Linked DNA regions of Homo sapiens: region 2 is linked to region 1. The links are chromatin loops, found by intact Hi-C in ENCODE. Cell type or tissue: IMR-90. All regions are shown on one strand. Each heading gives the region's core, and the rest is flanking DNA. Links, peaks and the distances in the headings are about the cores only.

Region 1 (5,848 bases), core at 948-4,947:
ATCTCCCAGGAGACAGATTCTGACCTCTGTCTCCTTAAGTCTGCCAGGCTGTACTTGGGTTCCTGTTCCTGTGGCCTGGAATAGCTTAAGGCACTAAGCTGGACCCAATCAAGGGACTCACCTTGATTGTTTTCCTTCTTTTAGGGATCACTGTCTGTTATGGTTAATTTTATGTGTCAACTTGACTGGGCTAAGGAATGCCCAGATAGTTGGTAAAACATTATTTCTGGGTGTGTCTCTGAAGGTGTTTCTGGAAGAAATTAGCATTCAAATCAGTAGACTGAGTAAAGAAGATCACACTCACTAATGTAGGCAAGCATTGTCCAATCCCTTGAGGGTATGGGTAGAACAAAAGGTAGAGGAAGGGCAAATTTGATCTGCCTTGTTTGAGCTGGAACATCTGTCTTCTCCTGTTCTCAGACATCAGTGCTCTGTGTTCTCAAGCCTTCAGACTCCATCTGTGACTTACACCATCCCCACCCTCCCACTCTCCCCCACTGGCCACAATGCCAGTCCTCAGGCCTTTGGACTTAGACTGAGTTTCACCTCCAACTCTTTCTTGTTTCTTCAGCTCATAGACAGCCTATTATGGAACTTCTTGACCTCCACAATCATGTAAGCCAATTCTCATTTTTTTATATATCCCTGTTGGTGCTGTTTATTTGGAGAACCCTAATTAATATGCAATCTTTCATTCCCTGATGCTCATTGTATTGAAAATAATAGATTCATACATTTTGTCCACTATTTGCTTATTTTAGGTGAGAAATTAAGCCAGACCTTTTACTACATTTTGGCTGGAAGCAGAAGTGTTAAATACTTAAAATAAATAAATAAATAAATAAAAACTTTTTTTCTGTAATTCCAAGGAAGTTTACATATATCTTTTAAAAGAAATTATGATCTTAGAAAACAAGTTGAGTTTGTGTCCACCCCTAAACCTCTAAACCCTGATTAAGTGTAGCACTGGGTGGAAAAATAAACTCAGGAAACCTGAAAATACAACTTTATCTTTTATTTAATGAGCCAATCTACAATGGTATTTTAGGGTCCAAATGATTTCTTCCAGTCTTCTCATCAGGAACTGCTTTTTTCTTGCATTTTTGATTATACTATAGCCAGGGTCATTGGATCAGCCTCATTGGGTTTTGCTTTTATCCTTGTAATGGAAATATATAAAACCTGATGGAATGAGGTAAGGTTTGGTATCCATTGTATTCTTAAAGTTGCCTTCTGGATCTCTTGCCTGGATGCTGGTACCCATTATTCAGATCCTTTCTCCAGTCTGGACCTATTTTAATCTCTGATCATTCTTCCTGGCACATTTCTACCTAGCTTTAGATTTACTTGGAATCTATCAGTAATCTGAACATTTTTCTATCTTTAGTTTCTGGTCTTGTTTCAGCTCTCCTGAGGTCACCTCTCCTGATCCATTCTTACATCCTCTCACCTTAGGCCCTAATGGGATAGGGATAGTTACAATGCTTAGTCTTATAGCAAATTTGTGGCTCTTCAAAGGAAGTGCTTCAAAAATTTTGTTGCATCAATAATGGGGAGAGAAGAGACAAATAGTTATTGCAGTCCAACCAAGTGATAGTATCAAGTCTCTGTGCTTTATGTAAAGACTGGGTATCATTTATTTGCCTTTTGCGTTGTTAATGTGGGGATTTTCTTCCTGTGAGTGCATCCCTTGATTTAAAACTTTGACACTTTTTCTCCTTTAGATTCATAGTGCAGTGGGGATCTTAAGATGCCTTCAAAATGGTATTTCCTATTCTTAAGCTTCATTGGTAATTCCTTGGTGAATTATGAATCTCTGTTAATGAGTTCTGCTGTTTTCTCTTTTAATTCAGTGCTCGCCATGGGGGATAGGAGGACTTTACCTCAATTGTGATATGAAGTGTTCTCTACAAATACATTAAATTTAGTTTGTGTCAGTTGGAATCCTGGCAAGTAGCAGGATTCAACAAGATTAATCAAATACAATACATTAATGAAAGGACTAATTACAGGGGTGTGGGCTTGATTAAGAAAACCAACAAAGGATGTTGAGGCACTCAGAGACTGGTCTCAGTGGAAAACCATCATCACTCCCAATAGGAGAAAACCTGGAGCTGTGGAGGAAGGCAGAGGAGCTGTAGTCATACAGGAACACAGCCATGCCAGAAATGTGGCACTGATGTATAGAGAAAGCAGGTAAAGAAATACCCCAACCTCTCTTCCACCACTCTTTAATCCCCCATGAATATCTCTATAAGCATAGCACAACCAGAAGTCAAATGGAAAAGGAGCCTTGGGTAATGCAGTCCACAGGGCCCCCTGGAACACAACAGAGCAAAGAGGGACATGAAATATACATAATTGGGGTGCAAATGGAGAAAAAATACAGTAAAAAGTCTTTGCATCTTTCTGGATTCTAGCTGGTATATTAGATAATTACTTAAGTATTATAAGTTACCAACTACAGTAAGAATAATAATTGAGCTAAGCTATCATTATACTAATTTTTTTTATTATTTACAGATTTTTAAAATGTAAGCACCTACTAAATTATTTGGGATAATGTTTTAAAAACTATGTTAGAATTTTCAAAATTTTAATGGGCTCTAGCATTAAAGATTTTTCCAATGCAGGATATTTTAAAAGGGCTAATGAGCTAGTGTGGTATGAGTCTACACTCAGCAACCACTGCATTTTTAACTTTTTTTTAATGCTCAAAAATAAACAACAAGATCCCTGAGTGCTTTTGTTGGCTGGGCTGTGTATTTTAAAACACTTACTCAGAACACCGCAGTTATTTGAAGGATGTGTCATACAGTCTGCTGCTGGCTTAAGAAACTATGAGATGGGGGACGTTCAGTTGCCTTTTTAAACTTATTTATTTAATTTTAGAAATAAATGTGTAGCAAAAGGAGTTTTGATTCTATAAGCTGAGAGTCTGTGTACAAATTGCAAACTTTTGAGCTTTAAGTCTCCTCTGTGACTCTAGACTGAGTGGTTGTCTAGGCTGACCCCAACCAAGGCAAGCAACCTCAGCAGTATGTTTAATACTTCAACCCACTTGGTCCTCAGCTCCAAATGCAAGAGTTTCTGAGCAAGTTAATCTTTTCCTTGTACTACTGCTGTTCAGGTGCATTCAACATGAATTTATTAAACAACTATAATGTGCCAGGCGTTGTGTTCGATGTTGGGAGACTAAAGATAAGATGTAGAACCAACATAAGAGAAATGGACACATAAACACACTCTCTGATATCATGTGGTATATGTGGTTACAGACGTAGGTATGGGCATTTAGCCTACCTGAGTCATAGGAAAGCTTCCTGGTGACTAATAGATTTTTGAAGGTTTCTAAATTTCACCTCTAGCGTGGAAATGAAGGTGGGGAAATGAAGGTAGTCTAGGCAGGGAAAACATTACAACTAAAAGTAAAGAGGCATGAATCAGCATGATGAGTGCTAGAAACTATACCAAGCATGAATAGCAAAGAAGGGAGTGGTAAGGGATTAGGCTGGGGGAAATCAACAGAACAGTTGACGTCAAGGGGAGTAGACTTGTTCAAAAGCTTAGACAGTATCTATATGTTATGAGAATTTTTCAAAGAGACTGTCAGCAAATATAGGGGGAGAGGTTAAGCCTAGGGAAGGGGCAACACTGGAGCTCAGTAGTGTAGGGAGAATGAGTAATAGGCCAGCTATGTGTTGTTTCAGACTTCCAGGCATCCATAAGGATCAGGGATCAGACATCAGGAACAACTCACCCATGTGATCCATGTAGCTGTCAGAAAATTCATGAGGAGCTCTCGCCCAGAAATCTGATTGGCAGTGGGAAAAATCCAAAGTGATACATAAATTAAAAGTTGATTCTCTTTGTCTTTGCAATACTGAAATGAGAAAAAGACAAAACAATTGGCTTACATCTCTACAACCCAAGGAGATCAGAGCACTTTGTACCCAAAGGATTGTCAGTACCTTTCTCCTCAGAGGGTCATTTGCACAGCAAATACTCATTTGTCTAGGGGTAGACATAATTGTCTTCAGTTTTGGGGAGATTTAGGGGTATAACCATCAACAGAAGTTCGTTCATAACTATTCAGGTAGTTCATGGCATTGAGTGTGGTAATAATTACAATTTCAAGATTACTTCTCTGTTCTCCTTCCAGATGGGAGGGCTCATTAACAGTTCTAGGTAACAGAGGCTTTCTGCTGGAGTTTAGCCATAACACCTTGGTTTCAGGTTAAAATATACCATAAGAAATAATTTTGAATCCCAAGCCCAGAGTTTTATTCTCCTCTCCAATCCAGCATAATTACATTTTCATTTTGGTAGGCAAAAGATATTCTTATCAATAAATGGTGTTGGGTCAATTGGAAAATCACGTGGAAAGAAAGATGTATCTTAACCTCTACTTTATACCATAACCAAAAATTAATTCCAGATAAATTGTGGACCTCAATGTAAAAGAGAAAACAATAAAACTTCTGGAAGATAGTGGAGGAGAAGAGCTTCATTACCTTGGAAAAGATTTCTAAATAGGACACAAAAAGTGCCAACCATAAAGGAGAAGATCAATAAATTGGACCATATTGATCAATAAATTGGGCTATTTTAAGAATTTATATTCTTAAAGAACACCAATAAGAGAGTGAATGGGCAAGCCACAAAACTCAGATCTAGAATATTATAAGGAAAATTCAGATACCGCAATGGAAAAATGAGCAAAATATTTGAATAGGAATCCCACAAAAGAGTATAATCAAATGGCCATTAATTATCTAAAATGGTATTAACCTTATTTTTCATTGAGGAAATGGCAAGATGACAGTAAGAATGGCCAAATTTTAAAAGACTGACAATACTAAGTGCTGGTGAGAATATGAAGCAACTGGAACTCTCATACTCTGCTGGTGGAAGTGTAAATTTGTACAACCACATTGGAAAACTACATGGAAGTATCTACTAACACCAAACATGCACATACCCTATGACCCAGCAATTCCACTCCAATGTATATACTCAACAGAGATGCATACTTATGAATCCCAAAATACTTGTACAAGTATGTTCATAACAGCCTCAACCCAGAAGTGGGTTGAGCAGTCTATCAACTACAGAATGGATAAATTATATTAAATAAAAAAGTGAAATACAACAACAAAAATTAAGGATCATCTCCTACACACAGTAACTGGATGAATCTCCCATACATACTATCAAATGGAAAAATCCAGATACAAAAGCGTACTTTTTCTATGACTCCCTTTGCATACACTTCAGAACTAGGTTGAAACCAATATATAATGGTAGAAAGGATATTGAGAGGAGAGGTAGTACTAAATGAAAAGGAACGTAAAGTGGGGGAGCTCCTGGGATGTTGGTAATGTTTTATTTCCTAATCTGGATGGCGTTTTCATGGGCATATTCACTTTGTGGTAATTCACAAAACTAGATGCTAAGAATGTGTACACTTTTATTTATGTAAGTTTTGCTTTAATAAAAATGCTTATTAATTCTTTTTTCATTTTGAAAGGATTACTCTGGCTGTTAGGTGAAGAATGAATAGGGGAACAGGTAGGAGCAGATGCAGGATGACTAGTTAATTGACTATTGGATATTTCAGGCAAGAAATAATGGTGAATTGGGCTTGGATGGTGGTAGAAAAACAAAGGCCTGAACAGCCATATGTAGGAGAAGAGATTGGTAGGAATTGGTGGTAGACTAAAAAGGGAGTAGGAACAAAATCTGTCGAAGAAGGTTACTGGCTTATATAAATGGATGAAACATTTTGGCATTCACTAAAATAAGGAATATGGGAATATCGGCATAGATTTTTTAATAGCATCTTTAT
Region 2 (5,848 bases), core at 898-4,897, 77 kb after region 1:
TATTATTAGGCTTGAACTTCTCCACATTCTGTGACAAATTAAGTCAGTTTCTTGAGGTAGGGATTTGGAGCTCTCTGTTGTACAACCGGCTTCTCCCCTGGAGAAAATCTCTGAGACATAGCTCTTATGCTTGGGGCATGGAAAATGGCATGCATCTCTGAGTGACATCTCACTTTAGGAGCTGGATATTTGATAGATGGAGAGAAGCCAACAGCCCTAGGTCTTCTTGCCTTGCCTCTGTCAACCGGAAATCCCCCTTCCCATGAGCTGGAGCAAAGGAAATTGGGCCCTAGTATTCTCAGCAATGTTGCAACCTAGTTAGAGCCTCGATGCCATGATTGGGGACTGCATGGAAGAACGGAACACCTACCTCTTGGTTACATTCACCTGGATCTTAACTTCAGCAAGGGGTAGCTGGAGGCAGGATGAGAAATACTGACACCTCACCTCTCCCAAGAAGTTAGCCCTCTGACTGGGAGCTGGAGAGAAAGGGAACCCTGTGTTCTTGGCTGTACCAGGCTGGAATGCAGTTTCCATCTTGCTGAGTTGAGATGGGCAATGGAGGGCACAGATCTTGATTCAAATAACCACAGACTCTATCAGTTTCTACTAAGTTTAGTAGATTTTCTTGAATAAATATTCTTCATTTTCTATATTTCCTTAGAACAATTTCCAGAGACTTTAAATGGTTGCTTTAAAAATAATTTTTACCAGTTTTACTGGAAACAAATCCATGGAGCCCCTCATGCTGCCATGCCAGAAGTAGAAATCCAGCAGTTTTTTTAAAAAAGTTATATATACATACACCATATGACTTAGTCATTCCACACTTAGTTATCTATTCAAGAGAAAAGAAAATATATGTCTCTACAAAAGCTTGTACACAAGTATTCCCAACAACCTTATTTTTAATAGCCCCCAACTGGAAATAAGTCAAATGCCCATCAACAGGTCAATAGATGAATTAACTGTGATGTATCTGTGCATTAGAATACTATACAACAATAAAATAGAATGAACTGATACACACAACAGCATAGATGAATCTCAAAATAATTACACTGGGTAAAAGAAGTGAGACAAAAAATGACACATACTGTATGACTCCTATATAAACTTCTAGAAAATGTAAGCTAATTCATAGTGACAGAAAGCACTGGGGATGGGGTGTGCTGGCAGGGATTAGAGGGAGCGATTATAAAGGAGCATGAGGAAACTTTTCAGGGTGATGGACATTCTCATTATTTTCATTACAGTGATTGTTTCATGGGCTCATACATGTGTCAAAATGTATCAAATTGTACACCTTAAATATGGAAAGTTTCTTGAATGTTAGTTATAACTCAATTAAGCTGTTTAAAAAAGTTATTCTGCATTTTCTCCCTAAGCATCTCTGGTCCTGGGGAAAAATAGCAAGTTTCCTCTGGCTCAAGGTGACTTTTCCACTTTCTCATGTCCAGGAACAGCTTTTTGTGTGCTCACAGCTTCTGACAAACTGCCCAAACCACTACACTCTTCTCTCTTCCCCTCACTTGAATGCTTGGCTTCCCCCTTTCATCCTGTAATTCAGCTGTGTTTTGGATCCATTCGATTTTATTTCTTTGTGTATTTATTCGTTCAACAAACATTTGTTGAACACCTGCTTAATGCCACATGCTATGCTAAATTTTAGAAATAAAAAAGAAACATAGTTTCTGTTTCCAAGGTACTCATAGTCTAGTAAGACATATACACAAAAATGGCTAGGAGTCTTAAGTAATATGGAAGTTGGTGCAATGTACAGTAAAGCACAAAGAAGGAAATGGTGCTGAAAATATTTGGTTTTCTGTTCCCTGAGTATTCAGCCACCCTAATCTGATAACCACAGCCTGATTTTCTTGTGGATAATTATTTTTCTCCACTGTGTGCTGTCTCAGTGCAACAACAAGTGACTGTGCCTTCCTTTACCAGGAAGCATGTAACCCAAGCTGAGATGCTTGAGAGTTTTTTCCACGAATTTTCTGTCTTGAGAGACCCAAGGATGGAAAAATAGATATACAAATGGTCCCCAACTTATGATGATTCAACTTATAATATTTTAACTTTCAAATAGTGCAAAAGTGATATGCATTCAGTAAAAATTGTACTTCAAAATCTGAATTTTAATTTTTTCTTAGGCTTGTAATATGTAGTATGATATTCTCTCACGATATTGGGCAGCAGCAGTGAGCCATAGCTCCAAGTCAGTTTTGTGATCACAAGAGTAAACAATCAATACTCTAAAATGCATTAAATACATATTTGACGTATTTTCAACTTATAATGGGTTTAACTGAGACATAACTCCATCACAAGTAGAGGAGCATCTAGTGCATTCATTCCAGAACTACTTCTTGGACCAGATGGTCATATTCTAATCCCTGCTGCCAGCATACCTGATCTGTCTTCATTCTTGTCTATTTCTGAGTCTGGTCCTCCAAACTTCCTATTATGTCTGTGATGAACTTCTAATACATTTCATTTTTTCTTTAAATAAGCTCAAGTTACTTTCTGTTGCTTACAAGCAGATAACGCTAAATAATATATTTTCATGGAAGAGTTGACTATTAACATAGATATGGTTAAGATAGGCCATAGGGAAATTTGAAGTTGCAGATAGGTGCAGGGCCCTGGAGCATCTTAGGGTAAGGACAAGAGGATTTTAAAGTGAAAAGTAATCAATCAATAAAGTTATGGATTAGTCATTCTCAAAGTGTGGTCCTCCAGACCAACAAGATCAGCATTACATGAGAATTTGTCAGAAATGCAAATTCTAGAGCCACACCTCAGACCTGCTGAATCAGAACCTCTGAGTATAGGGCCTAGCAATCTACGTTTTAACAAACCCTCCAGGTAATTCTGATGCACTCTAAGATTTGAGAATCAAATCAATATCCTAGATAATTCACGCTGCTCTGTGAAGGAGGGATTCAAGGGGTTGAAATTTAAAGAAAGGGAGTCCAGTTGGACACTATTGCAGTAGTATATAACCTAAGCTAAGATACATCAAGTAGATGGAGTGGAAGGAAAAATGCAAGAAATTCAAAGGATAGAGGGCCAAATAGACTTCACCATCAATAGGATGTTCTCTATGAAGGAAATAAGATATCTAGAATTATTTCCAAATTTCTGATTTGGATGAATGTGTGAATAGTGGTGCCATTAACTAAGCCTTGGAAGTATAGGGAAAAAAGCAGATTTTTAAAAAATGTATTTAGGTGAAATTCACATAACATAAGATTAATTATTTTAAAGTGAACAACTCAGTGGCATTTAGTATATTCACCATGTTGTGTGACTACCATCTCTATCCAGTTACAAATATTTCTACACTCCAAAATAAAACCCCATGCTCATTCAGCATTTTTTCTCCATTCTCTCCTCCCCCAGATCCTGGCAAACACCAATTTGCATTCTGTTTATATAGATTTACCTATTCTGTATATTTCATGTAAATAGAATCTTGTAATATGTGATCGTTCATGCCTGGCTTCTTTCACTTAGCATGTTTTTGAGGTTTATCCACATTGGAACATAAATCAGTAAGTACTTCATTCCTTTTAATGGCTGAATAATAATTCCTTGCATGTATGTACCACTATTTGTTTATCCATTCGTCCATTGATAGACATCTGTTTCCACCTTCTGGCTATTGTGAATAGTGCTGCTATAAGCATGCATTTACATCTATTTGAGAACCTGTTTTCAATTCCTTTGTGTATATACCTAGGAGCAGAATTGTGGGGTCATATGGTAATTATATGTTTAACTTTTTAAGGAACTGCCAAACTGTTTTCCACAGTGGCTATATAATGTTACATTCCCACCAGCAATGTATAAGGATTCAAATTTCTCCACAGCCTCTCCCATATTTGTTAATTTCCATTAATTTTTTTCATTATAGCCCTCCTATGGGTATGAAGTGGTATCTCATTGAGGTTTTGATTTACATTTCCTTAATGACAAGGATGTTGAGCATATTTTCATGTACTTCTTGGCCATTTGTATATATTCTTTGGAGAAATGTTTATTCAAGTCCTTTACCCATTTTAAAATTGAGTTATTTGGCCCTTTTGTTATTGAGCTGTAAGGGTTCCTTATGTATTCTGAATACTAGATCCTTATTAGATATGTGATTTGCAAATATTTTCTCCCATTCTGTGGGTTGTCTTTTTCGATTTCTTGATAGTATCCTTTGACAAACAAGTTTTTAATTTTGAAGAAGTTCAATTTATCTACTTTTTCTTTTGTTGCTCATGCTTTTCGTGTCATCTAAAAATCCATTTTCTGAATCCAAGGACATGATGATTTACCCCTGTGTTTTCTTCTAATAGTTTTATGGTTTTAGCTCTTATATTTATTCAGGTCTTTGATCCATTTTTAGTTAACTTTCATATATAGTGTAAGGTAGGAGTCCAACTTCATTCTTTTGCGTGTGGATATACAGTTGTCCCAGCATCATTTGTTGAAGAGTCTATTATTTTCCCATTGAATGGTCATGGTACCCTTGTTGCAAATCAATTGACCATAGATGTATGTGTTTAGTTCTGTACTCTCTATTCTACTCCACTGTGGTTTTGATGTGCATTTCTCTGATGACTGCTGATGTTGAGCATGTTTTCATGTGTTTGTTGGCCACTCGTATGTCTTCTTTTGAGAAGTGTTTGTTTATGTCTTTTTCCCATTTAATAATGGGGTTATTTGTGTTTGCTTGTCAAATAGTTTATTTAAGTTCCCTATAGATTCTGGATATTAGACCTTTGTTGGATGCATAGTTTGCAAATATTTTCTCCCATTCTGTAGGTTTTCTGTTTACTCTGTTGATAGTTTCTTTTGCTGTGCAGAAGCTCTTAAGTTTAATTATGTGCCACTTGTCAATTATTGTTTTTATTGCAATTGCTTTTGAGGACTTAGTCATAAATTATTTGCCAAGGCCTATGTCCAGAAGGGTATTTCCTAGTTTATCTTCTAGGATTCTTATAGTTTGAGGTCTTACATTTCAATCTTTAATTCATCGTGAGTAATTTTTGTATATGGTATAAGGAAGGGATACAGTTTCAATCTTCTGCATATGGCTAGCCAGCTATTCCAGCACTATTTATTGAATAGGAAATCTTTTCCCAATTGCTTATTTTTGTTGACATTGTTGAAGATCAGATGAATGTAAGTGTGCAGATTTATTCCTGGGTTCTCTATTCTGTTCCATTGGTCTATATGTCTGTTTTTGTACCAGTACCATGCTGTTTTGGTTACTTTGGCCTTATAGTATAGTACGAAGTCAGGTGATATAATGCCCCCAACTTTATTCTCTTTGCATAGGATTGCTTTGGCTACTTGTGCTCTTTTTTGGTTCCAAAATAATTTTAGAATAATTTTTTCCAATTCTGTGGAAAATGACATTGGTAGTTTGATAGGAATATTGTTAGATATGGTTTGACTGTTTTCCTACCCAAAATCTCATCTTGAATTGTAACCCCATATCCCCATGTGTCAAGGGCAGGACCAGGTGGAGGTAATTGAACCATGGGGGCAGTTTCCCCCACGCTGTTCTCGTGGTAGTGAGCAAGTCTCACGAGATCTGATGGTTTTATAAGTGTCTGGCATTTCCCCTGCTTGCACTCATTCTCTCTCCTGCTGCCCTGTGAAGAGGTGTCTTTCGTCATGATTGTAAGTTTCCTGAGGCCTCCCCAGTCATGCGGAAGTGTGAGTCAATTAAACCTCTTTCTTTATAAATTACCCAGTCTTGGGTATTTCTTCATGACAGCATGAGAATGGACTAATACAATGTTGAATCTGCAGATTGCTTTGGACAGGATGGCCTTTTTAATGA

What was found. A loop is a pair of places that touch in the nucleus more often than their neighbours do. Peaks named below come from ENCODE experiments on the same cell type or tissue, not always from the same donor. Only the 100,000 strongest peaks of a DNase experiment are listed, where the experiment ranks them.
Region 2: it touches region 1 in a loop (8-fold over the local background); 1 of 110 quality-filtered maps calls a loop at or near these places.

What each region holds. Positions count from the first base shown.
Region 1 is chrX:45,476,605-45,482,452 of GRCh38, forward strand. No RefSeq gene overlaps it. Among named protein-coding and RNA genes, the nearest start is that of LINC01204, 26 kb to the right of the region's middle. RefSeq lists an enhancer at 3,462-4,661. In IMR-90, for the core only: no CTCF peak of the experiment used is centred there; DNase peaks (open chromatin) are centred at 2,787 and 3,537; H3K27ac peaks cover 675 bases.
Region 2 is chrX:45,553,928-45,559,775 of GRCh38, forward strand. No RefSeq gene overlaps it. Among named protein-coding and RNA genes, the nearest start is that of LINC01204, 51 kb to the left of the region's middle. In IMR-90, for the core only: no CTCF peak of the experiment used is centred there; no DNase peak of the experiment used is centred there.